Linked DNA regions of Homo sapiens: region 1 is linked to region 2. A link is an interaction called in ENCODE POLR2A ChIA-PET data of the cell type or tissue named here. Cell type or tissue: Panc1. All regions are shown on one strand. Each heading gives the region's core, and the rest is flanking DNA. Links, peaks and the distances in the headings are about the cores only.

Evidence for each region. ChIA-PET counts read pairs that join two places held together with the same protein. Peaks named below come from ENCODE experiments on the same cell type or tissue, not always from the same donor. Only the 100,000 strongest peaks of a DNase experiment are listed, where the experiment ranks them.
Region 1: POLR2A ChIA-PET joins it to region 2 with 12 read pairs; 2 of 35 experiments call an interaction of 5 or more read pairs at or near these places.

What each region holds. Positions count from the first base shown.
Region 1 is chr6:21,741,224-21,752,719 of GRCh38, forward strand. The region is part of intron 2 of CASC15 (cancer susceptibility 15); the gene reads left to right. Among named protein-coding and RNA genes, the nearest start is that of CASC15, 81 kb to the left of the region's middle. RefSeq lists enhancers at 1-350, 351-1,274. In Panc1, for the core only: a CTCF peak has its summit at 4,896 (motif pointing left); a DNase peak (open chromatin) is centred at 1,282; H3K4me3 peaks cover 536 bases; H3K27ac peaks cover 7,179 bases.
Region 2 is chr6:21,108,679-21,120,174 of GRCh38, forward strand. All of the region lies in intron 13 of CDKAL1 (CDKAL1 threonylcarbamoyladenosine tRNA methylthiotransferase), which reads left to right. Among named protein-coding and RNA genes, the nearest start is that of LINC00581, 400 kb to the right of the region's middle. In Panc1, for the core only: no CTCF peak of the experiment used is centred there; a DNase peak (open chromatin) is centred at 2,823; H3K27ac peaks cover 5,525 bases.

The DNA.
Region 1 (11,496 bases), core at 1,273-9,272, 630 kb after region 2:
TACAATGAAAGTCAGCAGGAAAGGAAAAATACTAAAAACGAGGAGGCATAAAAAATGGAAATAGATCCCTGTAGTCAATTTTCTATCATCTATAATTTTCTATCATCTATATGTGTGTTACCCATATGCTGGGGTGGAGTGGGGAGGGGAGAGGGAGGCGCTGTGAAATACATCTGCCTCCGATCACAAAAAGATCAAATTAACATGTGAAAAGATATTCCAAGGAGCTGTGGGAGAGAAAGGCTTTTGGCTTTCACCATCTTACCTACTGGATGGGTTTGAAAGCATAAAATAAAGCTAAACTAAATTCAGGGAAACATTGATTCACCCAAGTGAATAAACAACTTACTGCATTTGCTAATCTAATTAATCAAACTCTGCTTCTCCTTTTCCAAAGGAGATTCACAGGCAGTAAAATAAATTAAATCAACATTTTTTTTTTCCCACTTACTAAAAATAAGCTTTCTTTCCCTGGGTAAATCGGTCATTTAAATTCCCAAGGCTGCACTCCCGTAGTCCTCTGGCAGGAAGCAATTGTATGGGTATAAAATCATTTCTGTGCAGATTGCAGAGCTTGGGCTCTGAGCATCATGTCTGAGTTCTGCCACCTAAACTGATGAATAAGATCAGTTTTAACTGAAGTTATCTTTAGAAACAAATGGCCTATGGATGATGTTGATTAGCAGATAAAAAAGCCTGTTACATGGATGTTTTATGAAACTTAAAACTATATTGATGGCAGGAAACAATGATTTTGGAGGAAATCCTGGAAAATTAAGGATATTTAAAGTTTGAAAACAATTGTAATTGTGAAAGTTTAGACACGGAAGTCATAAAAAAATTTCAGTTCAGTAGTTTGCAGATCTGTTACTTAATCTTTTTAGTTAACTTTAGATCAGTAGAATAAGATTTAGTTTTAGACTGTATGTATATACATACGGCAATTTTATACATACATACATTTACGTAAATACAATATACAAGGAAAAGTGAAGGACAGAGTAAACGGAGAAGAAAATGAATTAAAAGATTATAAAGTGTTGAATGACAGGCTTTATGTAAGTAAGGCAAAAATGTAACACAGGAATATCCTAGATAACAAGTTAAGTATGAGCTAAGACTGTATCGCTAGGTTTTTCATTTTTTAAAGGCGTTATACCAGGATGTGGATTTAGGAGGCCTGCAGTTTAGAATTGAGAAAGAGCTCACTGTTTATATTAAGTTCTACTCACACTTACTGCATTTCCTTGTCTTTGTCATGAATGGGCACCCTTCCAAGGAAGAACCTAAATGGAAAAGTGCTTCCAGCTGAGTTCTTAATGCTACCACCTTCGTCATCTGTCTGGTGCCCTCACCTTGAGGATCAAAGGATCCCCAAGGATTGCCTTTCCCCGCATTTCCTTCTCGGATGGACTTATTTCCGTTCTTTTTAGTTTTGTTCACCCTAGGATATTATGCTCAAAACTAATTTACATGCTCAGCTAATCTTAATTAAAATGTAAAGGCAGATCAGGGCACGATCAAATTAAGTTCTGAATATACTTGGATAGTTGGGCATCAGTTTAATGGATTAAACAGTTCTTGGAATTGCTTCTCTTTCTTGACAGTAAGTCTTAGTTTTGCTGTCATTTCTTAATAGTCCCTTTTACTTCTACTTTCAAGCTGTGACTGAACATTCTCTTTTAACTTACAGACTCTTTTGCTATCTGGAAACCCATGTCCACCTCTGACTTCCACTCAAAATTGCTTTCCTCACAGTCTGACTGCGAGAGTTGTGAAAAATTGGGATGTGCTTCTGAGGTGGGCTGTGGAATGCCATGTAAGTTGCTACTTTTTTTTTTCTGAATGCAGTGGGTATTCATGCGCAGTAGGGATGTTGGCATATCTCTGATGTTTCCTTCTAAGGCTGGTGAATCTGGGTTGTTGCTGTTGGGGTTTGTAATGTAGTCCATGTCTATTAGTGAAGACACAGAGGGCAAAATAAGCAGTTTCTTTCTTCTTTCTTTCTTTCTTTTTTTTTTTTTTTTGAGATGGAGTTTCACTCTTGTTGCCCACCCAGGCTAGAGTGCAATGGTGCAATCTCGGCTCACCGAGATCTCCTCAGCCTCCCACGTTCAAGCGATTCTCCTGCCTCCTGCCTCAGCCTCCCGAGTAGCTGGAATTACAGGCGCACAGCACCACACCCGGCTGATTTTTGTATTTTTAGTAGAGACGAGGTTTCACCATGTTGGCCAGGCTGGTCTCAAACTCCTGACCGCAGGTGATCCGCTGCCTGCCTCAGCTTCCCAAAGTGGTGGAATTACAGGCGTGAGCCACTGAGCCCGGCCAAATATATATATTTATTATTTTTATTTTTTGAGACGGAGTCTCACTCTGTAGCCCAGGCTGAAGTGCAGTGGCGCGATCTCCTTTCACTGCAACCTCCGCCTCCCAAGTTCAAGCAATTCACCTGCCTCAGCCTCTGGAGTAGCTGGGATTACAGGCGTGTGCCACCACGCCAGGCTAATTTTTTGTATTTTTAGTAGAGATGGGGTTTTACCCTGTTAGCTGGGATGGTCACGATCACCTGACCTCGTGATCCGCCCGCCTCTGTCTCCCAAAGTGCTGGGATTACAGGCATGAGCCACTGTGCCTGGCCAGGGGCCAAATATTTTTATAATAAATCCACCATCTCTATACTGTTCTGTGGTGAAATATGCTGAAGATTAAATGAAACCTTTCAAACTTGGTTATCATGGATTTGGCTGCATAGTTGGCCAAACTAGATTGGTTCCTTTTTTTTTTTGAGACAGAGCCTCGCCCTGTCGCCCAGGATGGAGTGCAGTGACACGATCACGGCTCACTGCAACCTCCACCTCCCGGGTTCAAGCGATTCTTCTGCCTCAGCCTCCCGAGTAGCTGGAACCACAGGCGCGGGCCACCACACCCAGCTACTTTTTGTAGTTTTTAGTAGAGATGGGGTTTCACCATGTTGGCCAGGCTGATCTTGAACTCCTCGTGATCCACCCGCCCCGGCCTCCCTCCTGGCATTATAGGCGTGAGCCACCGCGCCCAGCAACTAGATTGGTTTCTAAGCATTCACTTTGTGATTTGTTTCATTATCTTTAACATTCAAATTGGGGAATGACTTAACTAGATGCAGGCAAAGACAATATCTTGCTTACTATCTTTAAGGTACTGCCACCTAGATACTAGAGATACAAAGATGAGTAAGACAAAGTATGTGTTGTTCTGAAAATGGTGGTTTATCTGTTACCATTTATAATGCTGCAGTATACTTGTTTATGTCTTCTAGATTGTGAGTTTGTTTGAGGTCAAAACCATGGCAGCCAAAAATTCCACATAGAAATTTCCACTAAATAGTTTAGAACTGAAAAGATAAACCATCCCAAAGTACTTTGCATTTGGTCAAATTTTTTAATTTTTTTAATTTTTTTTTGAGACAAGGCCTCACCCTGTCACCCAGGCTGGACTGCAGTGGCACGGTCATGGCTCATTGCAACCTCTGCCTCCTGGGCTCAAGCGATCCTCCAGCCTCAGCCTCTGAGTAGCTAACACCACAGACGTGTATCACCATGCCTGGCTAATTTTTTAGTTTTTATTTTTTGTAGAGACAGGGTCTCTCTATGTTGCCCAGGCTGGTCTTGAACTCCCAGGATCAATGGATCCTCCTGCCTTGGCCTCCCAAAATGCTGGGATTACAGGTATGAGCCACCATGCCCAGTGACATTTCCTAATAGCTATTATTGTCATCACAATTACTCCTTACTAATAATACCTAATATATAGATCTTGCACATCTCTTGGCTTATGTGAGCCTTAAAATTCCATGAGGTATGGAGGGCAGCAGATACTTCTGTATCTTATTGATTTGGGCAACCTGCCCAGATAATGCATGTAATTTTTCTAAGATTATGGATTTAGTAAGTTTTGCTTAAGTGCTCAGACACAGGTTTCCTCAGTCCAGATCCATTGTGCTGTTTGATAAGCTTTTACGGCTGGGCTATTACTTGAATACTTGAAGAACATGGGAATGTTTCTGTGTGTATAAGAAAGGATATAAAATTAGCCAGGTGTGGTGGTGTGTGCCTGTAGTCCCAGCTACTAGGGAGGCTGAGGTGGGAGCGTTGCTTGAGCCCAGGAGGTAGAGGTTGCAATGAGCTGAGATCCCACCACTGCACTCCAGCCTGAGCAATACAGTGAGACCCTATCTCAAAAAAAAAAAAAAAAAAAGCATGTAGGGGAAACATTATCAACATTATCACTATTTTTACGTGTTTGGAACCGTACCTGGTAGTTGGGGTATTGGTCTTTCTTACTCTGAAACTTCTCAGGGTAAAATTTCAAATGTGTGTTGCTTATGTCTACTTTTATTTTGGCTTAATAGAGAAATTTTCTTTTCTGACATGCAGGCCTAGAGGTGAAACATGTGTGACCATGCCCTTGTACACCGGCCTCTGCTCACCTGTTTGCCTCATTTCATTAAGTTCTCCCCCATGCCATTCACTATGCTCAAGACCAGTGGTTCATCTTTTCCACCACAGGGCCTTTGCACTGCCTGGCCCTCTGCCTACAATACCATTCCCCTTTCCCCACCTCAACACCTCAACCTTGGCTTGGTTGAGTCTTATGCATCCCTTTGGACTTAGGCTAAAGGTTGCTTGGCCAGAGAAGACTTCCCAAAGAGAATGAATATTGTGCGACAACCTCAGTAAATGTTTGAATCAGGGTCCCTAATTGTAAGCGACAGAAACGGACTCTGGTTAAGCAGAAATGGAATTTATTGAGAGGATATTGAGAAGCTTGTGGTCGCCTTGGGAAGGCTGAAGAACTAGGCACATAGCTAAACGTTTCGGAAACAGTTTCCAAAACCATGGCAAAGAACTGGCCTAAAGAGGAAACCGTCACCACCTGTGCTGCCCCCTTGAGCCCTGAATGCTGTGGTTTCTTTCTTTCTTTCTTTTTTTTTTTTTTTTTTTTAAGTTGGAGTCTTGCTCTGTCACCTAGGCTGGAGTACAGTGGCGCTATCTCGGCTCACTGCAACCTCTGCCTCCCAGGTTCAAGTGATTCTCCTGCCTCAGCCTCCGGAGTAGTTGGGATTACAGGTGCCCACCACTACGCCCAGCTAATTTTTTGTATTTTTTTTTTTTTTTTTTTTGAGACGGAGTCTCGCTCTGTCGCCCAGGCTGGAGTGCAGTGGCATGGATCTCGGCTCACTGCAAGCTCCTCCTCCCAGGTTCACACCATTCTCCTGCCTCAGCCTCCCGAGTAGCTGGGACTACAGGTGCCTGCCACCACGCCCGGCTAATTTTTTGTATTTTTAGTAGAGATGGGGTTTCACCGTGTTAGCTAGGATGGTCTCAATCTCCTGACCTCGTGATCCGCCCGCCTCGGCCTCCCAAAGTGCTGGGATTACAGGTGTGACCACCGCGCCTGGCCAATTTTTTGTGTTTTTAGTGGAGGCAGGGTTTCACCATGTTGGCCAGGCTAGTCTTGAACTCCTGACCTCAAGTGATCTGCCCTCCTCAGCCTCCCAAAGTGCTAGCATTACGGGCATGAGGCATCGCACCCGACCGGTTGCTGTGGTTTCTAATGCTGCCAGGAAATCTGCCTGCTCTGAGAAGGCAGCCTTGCAACCATCACTGGCCCCCTAAGCTGGATACCATGATTGCCATCCTTACCTGTAATAAAACCATGTCAAATCCATACCGGTATGTCGCTTCCTCCTGCAAGTTGCCCGCATGTGAATCCAAGTTGTTCAAGGGTGAATCTGATTGGTGGTACTGAAGTCACCCTAGCTGCAAAGGAGACTGGAGAACGAAGTTTTCTGAGTTCTTTAATTGGAAAGTGGGACTTATTAGCTGAAAATTATCCAGCTACATCAAGGGTGTTCAAAAGGTGCTAACCAGGGGGAAAACATGACAAATATCTTCTACACTGAGACGCAGGGTTTTAATCCACCTATGGACCAACCATACTTACCTCACAGGGTTGTTATAAGGATTAAGGTAATTTACATGAAACTGCTTATTAATAAACTGTACAGAGAGCATAAGTATAAAATAATATTATTTCTCTAGTGTAACATATCTTTGACTGAAGCATAAAATCAAGTCCTTAATAAGTTGACAAATCTCCAGCTCACTTTATATGTTTTTAAAATGGTAAGGATATTCTTCTCCCCCAAAAGCCATTTTAAATATTCAAGATAAATTGAAAAAAGAAAAAAAGTACCTCTTCTATGAACGTGCTGCCCTCATAAATTTCTATCATCTTCACGTTTATTTTGTAATGGAAATATACAAACAATGCCAAGCATAGAAATTGTAGTTTAAAACATGTGAGTGGGTTTTCAGCTACTTTTGATTTGTTTCTGATTTTAAGGCTTTGTTCTAATCTACTTTTTATACTCTGGTTTCAACATGAATACAGCCCTCTTGTTTGAAAACAGACAATGGGCTTATTCAACCCTCAAGGCCCTCTACATTTGGTGTTTCTGCCACGGCCCTTGGTGGCTTTACCACATATATTATTATCTTGTAAAAAATGTAGACGTAACAGCTGAGTTGTTAGCAGAAGTCATAGTAGTTGTGTAAAAGGGTGTTAGTGTAAATGATTGTGGCAGTTGCATTAACGCTAATGCAGTGGGAATTATTCACGTATTCACTGAATGTAATCCTGGCCTTCCGTGGTGGTAAAGTTCCTCTATAGAAGAGGAGAGGTCGACATCAATGTAATTTCAGAGGAGAAACAGCCATGTGTAGAGCTATTTTCCTATTTGACAGAAATGTTTTCCAGTATAACATCAGAATTTTGAGTTATGCTACTTAACTTTCCTTTCTTGTAAATATTGAATTAAAATAAGATATTGCTAGAAAAAGTAAAACATGACCCAGCATTGCAATGCTGAAAATTGGATTATAATTCTCAGATTGTTAGATTTCTGCCATCTTATAATTTATTCAAGAATATAGAGAATTCTAACGTAAGTGTCTTCATGCACCTTCTTACTTAAGTGATACTTCATGTTACCCTGAACTGTCCTGAATTTCCAAAAATCTCATGTTGGGTTAAGAGGAATTTCCTTTCAAGATACTCTGTCTCCTCTTCAACATCTTCTCAACCCTTTTCTCCCCACCCACACATACTCACTCATTTACACTTAACCTAAAGAGGACACTGATTTTAGGACACTGGAAATCTGGAATCCTTACACTGTGTTTTAGTAAAGGTATGAGCCTGGAACTCCTGAAGGCCTTAAAAAATAGCACTGTAGTAAATAGAGCTTAGTTGGGGTAAACAGAGCACCCCGGAAAGTAGTATATTTTGGTGATTCAAAATTTATTTCACTTCTCTGATCTGTGTAAGTATTTATGTGATCTGTAAATACTTCCCAGCCATAAAAATTCTAATTTCATCTCTCAAGATACATAGTGGGCACTTGTGCAACTGTATTCAGGGAGCTGTCTGTTGGTTGGAGAGGGAGATGAAGTAGATTGAGGTGCAAATGGCATATTTAATGCCGAAGCTGTTGCTTTAATTGGTGATGTTGAAAGTCACTTGAAACCACCCCCCTAGTCCTCAAGGGAGTTCTCAGGTTACGTGTGGGTGTACTGTGAATGCCTTTTATTTTATTGACTCACTAAATTCTTAGATTACTCTTTACCATTTGATATTGACAGACCATAAAATTCTTATGGAACCTGCTCAGTAGTGACTTATAAAGAATTATCTTGTTAATAAACTCAGCATCATTTGGAATTCAAGTTTAATTAAAATGGAAAAGTAAATGATGATGTAAAGATTTTTCCTCATTTAAACTTGTATCCTTTTATTGCCTCTCTGTCTTTTCTCTAAATTCAAAGATAGATTTTATTTGACACCCATTTTTGCAAGGTGCATTTTTACAGAATCTGTTGTAGGACTTCTTCTCATTAGCTTTTAAATTATTATTATTTTTAAATTAGAGAAGGAGTTGTGAGATAGAGTCTGAGAGAGGTAAAAATGAAAAATCTATGTTATCCAGGGATTTTAGTTTTTGGGATGCTGTTTAAAGATAATGATTGTTTATGGACTCTTTAAAGATGTTTTCTCATAAGAGTTGCCAAGTAACAGATTAGTTATCTGAGGGTGGTTTGAAAGACCTTTTGAAATTGCCTGGGTGACAATACTACCTTATGGTACTTATAAAGCTCCTTTGAAGTTGGCCTTTTATATTAGAAAACCAGAAAATATTTTTCTTTTATTAAACAGAAAACAATACATGGTTCAGAGGTTAGTATTTTTTTTTTTTAGAAAAAATTACATTGGTTATTTTTGTGATTGACTCCAATTTTTTTTTTAAATCTTTCAGCCTTTGTGGGCTACTGGATTTTTCTAAATTAAGGTTCTTAGTATAATACGTTTGGCTGCTCTTGTAAACTATAGTTACGAGGTACATACTGTTATACCTCGAAATTTGAGGCCCTCTTCTTTTTTCTCTTCTGTTTCAGACACTGTGGTACAAAACCTGCAGCCCCCAAGCTTGGTTAAGAGAATTTTGGATTGAAATAAATATTGTAGGGCATGCGGCATTCCTGCACAACCCTTGTTATACACAGTCACACTGAAAGAACAGGTTAAATGGAAGGGGCTGTCAGGGGTCAGGGCTAGAAACTCACAGAGGCAGATATTGCAGTTTGGATAAGCAGGAGTTTATGAGAGTCCTCTTCAGTCCAAGCTTATCTGAGCTCACAAAGGAGATTTACGGTCTGTTGCTCTGCAAAAGCTATTTGGGCAGGCACTTTTCTTCCCAACTAGCTTTTAAGTGCTCCTGGGGCCCTCAAGCCTATTCACTTAGGCCTCTCAGATTATGAATACATAAACCTTAATGATTTTGGAGTCCCAAAGGAAGACATATTAACTGGTACATCATCAAAACATGATGCTGCTAATAGAATGGACAAATACATCGTAGGGCATCACAAATTCACCCGTTTTCTAGTAGTGACTATAATAATAAGTTTTTGCAACCCGTAAAGAACATTTATTCTGTTCTAGCATTGATAGGATGACTGATATTGATTATAAATTTATATTCAAATAGTGGAACCAGTTGTTTGATAGACATAACCTCTGAGACCAGCAGTAATGATTTTAGTTTTTAATGGTTTGACAAAATATACAAGGCATTTGATGAATACACAAGTTGGTTATTTCAAGCATCTTGGAGCTTCAGTCTTCCCATATTCAATAGTGATGTAGACCATGCAGTCTGTTCCCCCTTTACAGGTATAATTTGTCTTTCAAAATAAAAATTGTGATTGTGATTGTTACTAACACATTGTGTCTCTTAATATTCTTTAAATACTTCAATCTTTTCAAGCAACGTTTGGCATAACCTGAATTCCACTCAAAATCCCTCAGGAGAGAATAGAAACTGTCATATGAAATTGGTTATAATAGGATTTAACCTATAGAGTTCTGATTCTTTCTTCCCTTCAATTTTTATCAAGTATTTAATTGCCCACTGGATGATTTATTTTAGAATTGGCCTACTTTTTTTTTTTTTTTTTTTTTTGGCTTCAGTGCCTGTGGGCAAATGTAAATTTGCAGCTGAATTAGCAAACCAGGGATCTCTGTGTAACTTAATAACCACAACAGGGAATCAAGTAACTGATTTCCCTCTTTTTCTAGATTGGCCATGTGTGTAAGGTGGTAGAACTAGAATTAGGAGATAAGGGGGGGTTATGAGGAAATGATTAATTTCAAATTGTTTTATTAATACAAAAAGAATGTACATTTATTGCGGAAAATACAGAAAAGTAAAAAGAAGAAAAGAAAATCCATTATTCTTCCACTCAGAGAAGTTATGTGAATGTTTTGATATCTTTTATTTCAATCTTTTACTTTTTTGAAATATTTTATGCATAAAAAGTGTACATACATTTCTGAAATAGACAGCAATAAAAGGCTGACCCATGCGTCTGCCATCCAGCATAGAACAGTCTCAATTCTGTTTTATCTTTCAATTATTCCTCCTCACCCGTACCTCAGATACAACTTTTCCCTTTTCAATTAAAGTTAATTTCTCCAAAATAAAATGTAATTTTGATAATTTCAAACACGTTTAGTCTCTTAGCATATTTTACATAAGTCAGCATCCTGACATTTTTGTTTTCCATTTTCTTGTGTTCCTTCATGATTTCGCCATATATGTGTCCCTAACTAATAATTGCTTTATTTTGCATGTTTTAAAGCTTCAAATACATGAAACTGTACTGTGTTTCTTCTATCGCCTTTTTAAAAATTAACGTTATATGTTTTGTGATGTGCGCAACTTTATACATTTATTTTCATTGCTGTATAGTACTACTGTGTATGAATGTACCTCAGTTTATCCATTTCCTGTCAGTGTACTTGTGGGTTTTGTTTTGTAGCAGATTCTGTCAGTTCCTCACCCACGTCTTTTAGCTGTTTCGTGATGCACTCATCAACCTCCAGATGCATTATCTGCATCTGTGTCTAAGCGCTCTCCTCTCCATCCCAACTACAGAAAGCCTTGCACATCACAGAAAGCCAGGAGTGCCCCTGGGGGCAGGTCTCAACCAATGACTCTGGGGAGTTGGGGTGTAAATACCGCAGCTCCCTTGGATAATTGCAGTTCCCCTAGTTTCTCTATGAGACGATGCCCCAGTGACTCACACAGTAGTTGGTTTAATGGTACACCGTTTATTGGCTGCCTTTTCTTCCCTGTCTTACTCCCCCATACCCCTACCAGTTTTTTTTGTTTATTTTTTTCTTCTAAATAAACTTAATTTTTGTCTTAGGGTCTGCTTCTGAGAGGAGCTAAACTAAGTCAAGTAGTTTGCAGTTTGGGTCATTGCAAATAATACTGCTGTGGACATTCTTGTATCCTGGTACACAGAGCAACTGGTACACAGTTTTTCTGGGATATATTCCCAAGGAGAATAACTGGATTACAGGGCATGCATATATTCCACTTCCTGAGTTGGTGCAGGCTTGTTTTTCAAGGTGGTTGGGACAAACATTCATGAGTAATGAGTAAAATATTCCTATCATTCAACACCATTGCAAACTTACCTTTGGTATTGTGTTTAGCATAGTTTCTTTTAATTTGTATTTCTGGATACTTAATGAGATTGTACATCTTTACATATATTATTGGCCATTTCTATGCAAATGAATATTTGCATTTGTCACTTCTTCTATGGTCTGTATTTTTTTTTTTTTTTTTTGAGATGAGGTCTCACTATGTTGCCCAGGATGGTCTGTTCTTGGGCTCAAGTGATCCTCCTGCCTTAGCCTTCTTAGTAGCTGGGACCACAGGCATGTGCCATTGTGTCTGGCTGTAATTTGCTTTTTTGTAGGAGCTCTTTATAAATTCTAGGTAGTAGCATTTTATGTGTCTTTTAGACATTCTCTCCAAGTTTGTGGCTTGTCAGCTCCCTTTCTTTATGAGTCATTTTTAATGAACAAACATGAAGTCAAAGCACT
Region 2 (11,496 bases), core at 1,774-9,773:
ATATTGGCACTGAAATCTCAAAGACAGTGAAAAGACACATTTTGGGGTGTATTTTGGTTGGTTGGTTTTTGTTTTTTCTTTCCAAACACTGTACTGGAGGAACTTGGGTTTTGGATTGGTAAAGATAATTGAAATGCTGACTGCAAAACTTGATTCTTCATTCCTCCTGATAGAAAGTTATTTTTCTAAATGAAAATCCTAATAAAAATTAGTACATAGCATCATGTCTGAAATATCTACTGCCTGGAGCTTTGCTACACAGAAAATGACCAAATAACGTGACGACCCACATGTACCCATCCCACAGCTTCATAGATTCATAGTCCGTCTGTGTCATTTATACCCTACCTTCTCCATCCCTCATGTTTGAAAAATTCCTAGACATCTTTTCACTTGTAAGTATTTTACAATATATTTGTAAAAGATAAGCACTCTTTTAAAAAGAAAAAATATGTAGCCATTTTTAAGAAAATGCTTAACTCCACATCTTCATGGGGAAATAGATTACAAGGTTTCAGAGACTTGTGCAAAACTTCTAAACCATGTAGGATTCCAGTAAATCTGTTAATTCGAGGTGATTTCAGAAGCAAACAAAAAATTTGCACAGTTGAAATGCTAATATAAACTTAAATCTTTATCTATGAATTTATAGGGAGACATGTGGTAGGGATTTTTTAACTAGCCAAAGTAAGTAGTGTGAAAACTACTTTCCTCAGTTGAAAATACAGAGATGTCTGGATTCAGGAGGGAAAAATTGTGCCAGTTCATAGAAGTTGAAAGAATTTGAAACACTAGCTTCTAGTGTTTCTATAGTGACCAATTGACTTAAGCACCAAAAACTCGTAAAAGAGATGTTTATGCTTCATGTGACCATGGTGATATGTAATACTAAAACTTATATCATTCCAAGTTACATTTTTCAAGCTAAATCAGTCACATTGCAGAATGCAGCAATTTGTTTGAAAGAGATTGAGAGAGCCAATAGGGTCTGACAATGCAGACAGAAGGAGCAGGCTGATAAGTAATACAACAGCAAAAGGAATGAGATTGGCCAGATTTCTGAAGGTAGTGTTGCATTTTTTTTTAGATGAAGCCACTTAATGAACATAAGTGCAGCAGTGGCTAAAGTTAACATTTAACAACAACAACAAAAAAGGCGATGGCAAATCAGAGGTTTTGCCTGGCTTGTCTAAATTTCGCCCACTTGTAACATTTTTAAATTCGCAGTTAAGGGAAATTCCATTCTTCTTTTATTAGAACTCTTAATGGAACCTAGCCATTTGCAGCTTCTACCGGCTTCCTCCTCATATCCTTTGTGGCATTGTATCAAAGTCACCTCAGATTATTTTGGCTTCCCTTCATTCCTCTACAACTTAGTCATCAGGCAGTGAGGAATTGAATCTAAATGCTTGATGGAGTTCCTTTTGATCTTTAAGATTGGTAATAAATTATTGTAAATAGCTAGACTGCTTGATGAGTGCCTTTTGAAGCTCCTAAGTTTTGGTCTGTTGCCATTCTGTTTTATTCTGGATGTACAGTAGTGAAGGAAAATGGAAAAGTTTTATTCCAGGCAGCTCCCGGCCTCCTTAGTAGCCTTTACCTACTTTTCTAAGTTCCATCCAGGCAAATCTATCCATGTTACTTTTAATATTGTCTCTCACTGATTGGAATGTCCACAAAGACTAGAACCATAGGGATAAAGTAACATGCACTATTTTCCCAATCTGAGAATGTTGCTATTTTTCCCCGCATGAATTAATAGAGGGTTGTGTTTAAAGTTATTTTGTCATTTGAATTACCCACTTATATTCAAGCAAATTGGTTTTCTAGGCAGATAGGTTTTAGTGTAAAGTGTTTTACAAGGTGTGGTTAAAGTTGGTTTAGACATCTCATGCTCAGTGAGATTTCTGGCGTGATCCTTATGAAAATATATACATATATTGTCAGTGAAAGCTTTTATGAAATACAACATCAGTTGTTTGGGGTTTGCTTTAATGCAGGCTGGTGTATTGGCTTATGCCGGTAATCCCAGCACTCTGGGAGTCTGAAGCTGGAGGATCACTTGAGCGCAGGAGTTTGAGACCAGCCTGAGCAACATTGTGAAACTCTGTCTCTATTTAAAAAAAATAAAAATTAAAAATTAGCCAGGCATGGTATTGCACACCTGTAGTCCTAGCTACCGGGGACAGGTTTAGGCAGGAGGATCACTTGAGCCCCGGATTTCAAGTTACTGTGAGCTATGACTGCACCATTTTACTTCAGCCTGGGCAACAGAGCAAGACCCCGTCTCTAAAAGAACATTTTTTTTTAAAATAATTTCAAAGAGCAGAGTGGATAGGGTACAATAAAATAAGATTGCCCATGTGTTGGTGATTATCAAAACTAAATGATGTTTGGGGGGTGTTCATTATTTTATTCTGCATTTTTCTATATGATTGAAATGTTTCATAATAGAAAGATACAAAAAGTAAAATAAACTATGGTCTGCTCCTGGGAGTGAATGTTGTGACGGTTTGCCTCTCTAGCTATATTCATTTTAATGTTCATTTTCCCCTTGACGTAAGTTTATGCCAAAAAAAGAATAGTCAGCATTTTAGTGGATTCATCATGCTGAGTAAACTCAGAAATGCAACTCCTATTCTAAACTTGGCAAAATTTCCTTCGGGTTTCATCCCAAATTATAGTGGGTCACTTAAATGACAGCTTTGCCTACTAGAAACTGTTAAAACAGTTGTAATTACAAAGGGTAGTTAGTGCAACCATTTTGTTCTCAGTGAGTCAGTTGTATTTGCTCTTCTTTCCTTCCCCCAACCAAGATTGCTCCTGCCTGACCCCAGACACAGGAAAGTCACCAGGTTAAACAAACGTGTTGTTTGAGTGAGCCCAGGTGCATTTCTTAATCATACCCCAAAGCCATTGTTTAGGTTGTAAATGGTCAGTTGGTTTTCTCTTAAATGCTGTTGCAAAAAGCAAATAAAGCTAGGAGCAAAATGTGTACCCAGAATAAGGCTTAGAAAATACTTTATTTCTTGCACTAAGAAATGTTGCTTGAGACTAGAAGAATTTCATTTTTGTTTGTTGCCTCTGGTTGCATGTCCATTTCTTAAATTGTTTTCAGGAATTCTTATAATAAATAAAGACTCATACAAAAGGGCTTGACAAAAGTTAACTCCCATTTATCTGTCCTTCTAAAAGAGAACATTAGTAAAGGTAATCCAAAGTAGCAGATAATCTGGTTATATTTTATGCATTATGTTGTTTCCTTTGTCATTTTAATAAACAGGTAATGAACATAACTTGTATTATAGTTTCTGAAACACCATACTAAGTACCAAGGAGGGTTACAGGGCCAGAGAGCTTCCAGGTCACAAAAAGTCCAACCTGGAGTTGATTTTTTTTTTTCTTTTGATAAATCACGGGTAAGTTAGAGTAGGCTATAATTAGAACACTTTTATTAAAACCATGCAAATTAGCATGTGCTGTTTGTCCTTGGCCTGAAGAAGACATTTCTCTGCACATAAAAATGTTTTCCTGTTTCTTTCTCTGTTTTTTGTTAGATTTTATCAGAATTATGTGTTTAGGGGGAAATCTAGGTTTATTAGCCAAACACACATGTTTATAATCTGCTATTGTGAAAAGTTATTCTAAAAAATTGAAATGCTTGGAAGGAAAAAGTTCTATTTACATCTACAGTGGTTTTTAACATCTGCAAACACAGTTAATCTGCATGAATTAGTGCACACTCCACCACTAAAAGTGAGTCTTTAACAGGTAGTCACTATTTTTCTGTATTTTGTGAAGTGGGCTTCTTGCTTTCTTTTAGTGGCTTGTTATATTAGTAATTTTTCTGCATATACATGTCAGTGGACACACTTGAGAAGAAACATTGTCATCTAGCTCCTGTGTTGGTGAACTGGGCTTTTCTTTTTCTTTTGATAACTATCATTATTTAATTACTTTTCTACATATATATGCATGTATCAACTGAACTAGAAGCAAATTCATATATGTCATTAAACATGTATGTATTTATGCACTTGATAAGTTAGCCTATGAGTAGAAAGAAAACTAACATTAGTGCTTTACTCAACCAGAGCATCTTTTGTGCAGCAATCCCACCTTTTTAAAACAGCTCAGAACCTCTAAAAAAGCCTATTTGGGCCCAGATTGTTAAAATTATTGTGTAATTCTCCTCACCCACCTCATTACTTCTTCGGTCCCTCATCCACAAACAGTTCAATCTTTTTTTAAAACAAATCAGTTCAAACTGATGCCTGGTTTCCCAAAACACAGTCAACACTAATAGCAGGTAAAAGAGGGTAGTTATTGCTTCAAAAAGTCAGAGCTCTAGTAAGAAGTGACAGCATCCTAAATGAAAGCAAGGACGGGCCATAAAAACTATAAGTCATTAACAGAGGAACTCCGAAAGTGCAGCTGCCCAAGACCACTTAATTTGGACCCAAATACCCAGATATCCCTATATATTTCAGTAGCCTTAGGGTAAAATAATTGGGATCAGTTTACATTCGGAAACAGATATTTTGTTTTAAAATAGAATTTTTAGAAACTTTGGTATTTTAGAAATAACTTTTACTTACCTTGAAAAGTCTCAGGAACTGCTGCTTCTTAATAAGGTAGGGTAAATGAAGTATTACTACAGAGAGTGGTTGAATAAAAGAAATAATAGGCTAAACATGGTGGCTCATGCCTATAATCTCAGCACTTTGGGAGGCCGAGGCAGTAGGACCACTTGAGGCCAGGAGTTTGAGACCAGCCTGGGCACATAGCAAGAACCCATCTCTACAAAAAAACGGGGTTTTTTTGTTTTTGTTTTTGTTTTTGAGATGGAGTTTCACTCTTGTCATCCAGGCTGCAGAGCAGTGGCTTGATCTCAGCTCACCGCAACCTCTGCCTTCCGGGTTCAAGCAATTCTCCTGCCTCAGCCTACCCGGCTAACTTTTTGTATTTTTAGTAGAGATGGGGTTTCACCATGTTGGCCAGGCCGGTCTCGAACTCCTGACCTCAGGTGATCCACCCGCCTCAGCCTCCCAAAGTGCTGGAATTACAGGCATGAGCCACCGTGCCTGGCCAAAAAATGTTTTAAAAAGAAAATTAGCCAGGTGTGGTGCTGTGTGCCTGTAGTCCCAGGTACTTGAGAGGCTGATGCAGGAGGATCTCTTGAGCCCAGGCAGTCCAGGCTGCAGTGAGCCATAATTGCACCACTGCTCTCCAGCCTGGGCAACAGAGCAAGAGCCCATATATAAAAGAAAAAGAAAAAAAAAAGCTCCGGCCGGGCGCAGTGGCTCACGCCTGTAATCCCAGCACTTTGAGAGGCCGAGGCGGGCAGATCACGAGGTCCAGAGAGCGAGACCATCCTGGCTAACGCAGTGAAACCCCGTCTCTACTAAAAACAGAAAAAATTAGCCGGGCGTGGTGGCCGGCGCCTGTAGTCCCCGCTACTCGGGAGGCTGAGGCAGGAGAATGGCGTGAACCTGGGAGGCGGAGCTTGCAGTGAGCCGAGATCTCGCCACTGCACTCTGGCCTGGGCAACAGAGCAAGACTCTGTCTCAAAAAAAAAAAAAAAAAAAAGCAGCAAAAGAGTGGTTGAATAAGTGTTGATAGTTGGGTAAGGGACCAAAAAAAATGTGTTTGAGATAAAAGATGAGGAAAGTAGAATCATTATCACCCCAAATTATTTACTTAATTAGATGCTATAAAATATTAGTCTTTGAGATTTTTATTATATTTTTGTCTTAAAGAAAGACTCCTCTAAGCTGGATGTGGTGGCTCATCCCTGTAATCCCAGTAATTTGGGAGACTGTGGTGGGAGAATCATTTGAGCCTAGGAGTTTGAGACCAGCCTGGACAACGTAAGGAGACTCCTGTCTCTACAAAAGATTTAAAAATTAGCCAGGTGTGGTGGCATGTGCCTGTGTTTCCAGCTACTCGGGAGGCTGAAACAAGAGGATCAGATGGCTTAAGTCCAGGAGTTCGAGGCTGCAGTGAGTTGTGATCGCACCACTGCACTCTAGCCTCAATGACAGAGCAAGACATTGTCTCAAAAAAAGAAAAAAGAAAAGAAAAGATAAAAGACGGCACTAGGCATAACTTGAGTGGGATAATTTTAAGTAGTGTATCAGGACAATGAATTTTTAATTGTAGTATTAAATATACAAAAAATATTGATATATATTTCAATAATCACACTTCCTATGACTACCTTAAGAACTGTTGTTAATTCATATCTGCTAGTGTACAGGGAATTCATATCTACTAGTGTACAGTAAAATATTATATAATAAAAATGTAAAATATTTTCTACAGCTTTGGGCAGAGGCATACAGCAAAAATCTATATCAAAAGCCTTGGGTTATACCACCATTCCTTCTTTCCTCAAAGACTAGGCATCTCTGTGACATCAAGTTTCTTAAATATGGAAAAGGGACAGTTTCATTTCAGATGTCACTTACTGATTTACATTTCTCTTTTAATCAGATTTGTCTAGTGATTTAAGATTACAAAAGTCACTTCACCCAGCTCTTTATGTTTGAAGAATAATGGCCATTTGACTCAATCCTGAGAGCCACGGTATTGTCAAGCCTTCATTATCTCCTGTGCTTTGAATAACATAATGTAGCAACAGAGTGCTTTGAGTTGTTTTTCTAGAGAGAGAGAGATGTGGGTTTGGATTCTTGCCTGCTGGCCCTGTTGAGCTTTGAGCTATCTGCTGTCTGGAAATAGCAAATTCAGTTTTTAATGGATCCGGCACTCTATGATAGCCAGGTTTTCATGGCACATGCAGATAAAGAAACAAGTTATTGATTTGGCATGTTTATGCCATGCTTAAAACAGTTCTCTGCAGCAGATTGTCCAAAGCCATTTGTGCACTTAACTCTATTTCTCATCTTTGGCAAAAATAAAAAAGTGTTTAAAAAGTAATTTTAGGGATGTTGTTAAATATCAGGAACAATTGAATAAATGTCTAGTTGATGAGATTCCCTATTGTTTTATTGATACATGTCCTTATACGAAAACCATGCTCAGGGTATGCCCTTGAAACACAGGGAAGTCAGTACCTCAATAAGTGTTAAATCCATTTCCTCATCCTCATTCTAAAGCCAAAGGAATGACCCAGCCTTGAAATAAGGACATACTGAAGAGCTCTTTCGGTGCAAAATCTGTGCTTTTGTTTATTAAAGTATCTTCCCTCTCAAAGTGACCATAGAGTTGTTACCAAAGATGCAGACATAGCTGAGCTGTTTCCTGCTTCAGCAGAGGGTAACCCTAGCCATTCCTTGCATCCTCATCAATGCCAACCTAATCCAAAGGCATTTTTCTCATTTTTAACCCTCGTCAGCTTGTGATTTGAGTAGCAGATTATGTTTAACAATTATACCTATACATTTTGGCCTAATTTTGATATCATACCTGTATATTTTTTCCTTTGCCTTTTTAAGATGGCATTATTCTAAAAATTAAGCATGATTTTTTACATATCAGTTTAACTTATTTTCTTACTGTAACTGCAGAGATGGGTAGAATCGAGGTATTTACAAATGGCAGAAATTCGGTGCGCTTAAGATGATATATCCAGAGACCCATAGATGCCAGAATTTTTCTCAGCCAGTTACCCTGAGGATTGACAAAGAGATTGAAATCTGAGTAGACTTTTATTATGATGATTAATATTGTAATAAAGCAACCATTTAAAGCATACCATGTAACCAGCACTATTCTCAAAGCTTTACATATGCACATAACTCATTTATCTTTATACCAACATTCTAAGGTGAGTATGCTAGTAAATTACAGAGCAGTATACGTGGAGATGGGAAAATGGCAGCAGGGCAGGAGAGAAGAGATAGGATGCCATCCTGTTCAGCTGATGGCATTTGTGACTGCCTTTTATGGACAGGTGGGGTCACAGTGCAGAGATTGGAAAGTTTCCTAGGTCATCATTTAAGAATACCCTACTTAGCAGCATATTCTCGCCCCTGCACCTCCCCATCCAAGAACTCCCAGGAATATCAGTAATAGGGAAAAGGCAAAGTTCATGATGAAATCCTTTGCTAACATTCAGTATAAAAGTATTAATAAATTAATCAACAGGTCTACATAGATATGGCAGTTACTGTATTTTCAAATTATTTACCACGCCTAAAAGTATCTGTGTTTCAACTGTCATTGGTTATATACTTCCTCTATGAAATTCACTAGTATGAGGAAGAAACTAGCAAAGGGACAAAGAGGAATGTCACTGTGCCAAGAGCCAGAGTACTTCCCCTCCATCCCGGGGCTGGTCACCTCCTGTTCTGTCACCAGTTGCCCTGGGTATGTCCCTGGTTATCAGTCTTTGCACCCAGTTAAGATGTATCCCCATTCTCTTTCTCTCTTGACGATGTCAGAGTCTTGATACATACCCTGCCCCAACAGCTCTGTTTTTTTTCCTGTATCTCCCCACCAGTGTGTGCTTACCAACCTTTCTTATCCCCATCCAGAGGACAAACTTGGCTAGCACACCATCTACTTGGTATATAAGTCCTGTTACATGCCAGAGTTAGCAAATAAAAATAAGGGACACCCCCTTAAATTCAAATTTCAGATAAATTGTTTTTTTTTTTTTTTAGAATGTGCCATGCAATATGTGGGACATATTTATACTAAAAATCCATTCATTGCAGAGCACAGTTGGTTCTCGCCTGTAATCCCAGCATTTTGAGAGGTCAGGGTGGGCGGATCTGTTGAACCCAGGAGTTTGAGACCACCTTGGGCAACATGGCAAAATCCTATCTCTACCAAAAAAAAACTACAAAAATCAGCTGGGTGTGGTGGTGGGCGCCTGTAGCTACTTGGGAGCCTAAGGTGGGAGGATTGCTTAACCCCAGGAGCTGGTGGTTGTAGTGAGCTGTGATTGCACCACTGCACTCCAGCCTGGGCAACAGAGAGAGACCCCTGTCTCAAAAAAATTTATTCATTATTTATCTGAAATTTGTATTTAGCTGTGTGCCCTGTTTTTAACTGGAAACCCTAGTTGCGTGAGCATTATACATTCCACTTGGGCAAATTGAGGCTCGAAAGACAAACAACAGCACCCACAATGGAATGAAATACAAAATGATTGTAAAACTTCCCCTTGGTTTACTACAAAGGACCTGAGGAAGCTTCTTCCTATTCCTAATCCTATCCTTGTATATAATGCACCTGGTCTCCCCATCAAAGGCTAACACGTGTGTCAGCTACAGTTTTTCAAACTTTTATTCGTTCATTTAAGAAGAAAAAGTTTTAATTTGCCTTTGGTTCTCTCAAATATGCTGACAAAGTTTTAACCTGGGGAACTTGTTTGGAAAATTGTTCAGCAGGCACAAAGAAAATTAAATTTAAAAGTGTCCATATTATATTTTCCAGGAAGAAGAATTTTCCAATCTCTCCCTACCCCCCAGAAGGTTCACTTTGTTTCTCCGTGATACATTTTATCATAAAATATAATTAATGACTTCTTTGTAGCTGAAGTTGTTTATATTGAGACATACTGAGAAACATTAATGCTGCTGATGCTTTAAACAAGGAATATAGGCATCCACTAGAGAAGTGAGGAGGCCGTTACTGCTTTTTCCTCCTTTTTCTGCGCTGCTCACATTTGAAGACTGTCAAGGGTCCTGTGATTGGTAGTTTGGGCTGATGCTGTTTGCAGACTGGGCTCCCCAGGTCTGCCTTTGTCTTCCTCAGCAATATTTTTAACAGCAGCTAAAAGGCCACTCTCAGATGATTACCAACCTCCAACACAGATTCAGGGTTGCACAAAACCATTTCCAGATTTCTGTTTACAAAGAATAGTGAGATGAAAGTATTTCCATGGGCCAATAATTTATTTTCTCTGGGGTTTTCGTGTAAGATTTAGAAGACATGATTACAGTTAGCATTTATTGCACTTTTAAACGTATACGTTAACACTCTTGAAATTGAGAAACTAGAGAATTTTAGCATCTGGAAAGAAAGTAAGTCAACCAGCTTCTCCTAATGATTGTTAATATTTTCCATTATTCAACACTCTGCCTTTGGGTACCTTTGAGAATTCCAGAGGCATTTTAAATGCACATGTCTCAAATAAAAATAAAGGAATTTTAAAGACTCAACTTTGTTTGAATTTAGCTATCGTTATGTGGTAGACACATGGGTAAGAAAGGAGACTATTCCACTTTTAATTACGTTGAAGTATAACAATAATCCAGCTACAATGCTTAAAACAGAAATCTCGAATTCAGTTTAGGCTTTGCGGGTGGCAGTGGAGGGTGTCTTTTTAAAGCTGCTTTTTTTATCTTTATTATTTACTTTTTAATTCTTATGGACACTTTCATTTCTAACTTAAAAGTTTCACTGGATATAGCTGATGTTTTTAGGATTTGCCTCACTCCCTCTCCCCTTCGTCCCGACCATCTTCCCCTCCTCTGCTCCTTTCCTCCCCTCCCTTCCTCTTTCTTCCTGTTGAGAACTTCATTTCCCTGGTTTACTTTCTGTTAGAAAGTATGAATCAATGAAATTTGCTAATACTTGCCTTAGAGGGTTGTCATAAGGATTCAATGGAAAGCATCTAGAATAGCATCTAGCACACAGTAAGTGCTCAATAAATGACTATGATTCTTATAGTAAAATCATACTTTCTAGGATGTCAGCTCTGCCACTAGTACTCACCACATGGTATATGTTCAATAAATAACTGGTTATTTTAATGTGAAGTTACAATTTTTAGAATTTAAGTAGGGATTTTGTCTATTTTGTTCAATGTTTCCTCAACACCCAAAGCAGTTCTTGACATGTGGGAGGTGCTCTGTAAATATCTGTTGATTGGAGAAATTAATAGGTTTTCGCTTCTAAAACCTCAGCAGGGTGTGTGTAGAAATCTTAATTCTTCCTAACAGTTGCAGTGGTCATGGGTTTTGTTGCTTTCAGTTTCTCCTTCCATGTTTGTTGATGATCTTCTTATACCATTCTTTATACTTATATTTTCTTAGTATCCCACCTACTTTTGCATTTCCCCACACAATTTCTTAGGGGTTCTTGCTTTTTTTCCTCTGTTGTGAGCTTGGGCTCTTCAACATGGTGCATTTGGGTACCTGTTTCCCTTCTATTGGAGACAGTAAGGTGAAAACTCAGTACTAGGTTCAATCCAAGGTTCATCCATTCTCCCTTGTAAGAGTCTTACACTATAGAGCTGGAAAGGCCCTTAGAGCTCATGGAGTCCCACCGCCCTCCTCCATCCCTCCTCTGTTGTTCAGGGAAGAGAGGCTTTTTTGTCCTGTTGATTTAATACTCATCCTTCAAGACCCAGTTTAATTTCACCTTCTTTGCCTCTTTTCTGATAGACACAGAGGATTGCTCTCACCTCTTGCTACCACTCTGACTTGTATATACCTTTATTATTTGACATTGTGTGCTCATATAATTCACTTCCATTTAACAAACATTTGAGGTTTTTCCTAGGAGGCAGGCAGAATAACT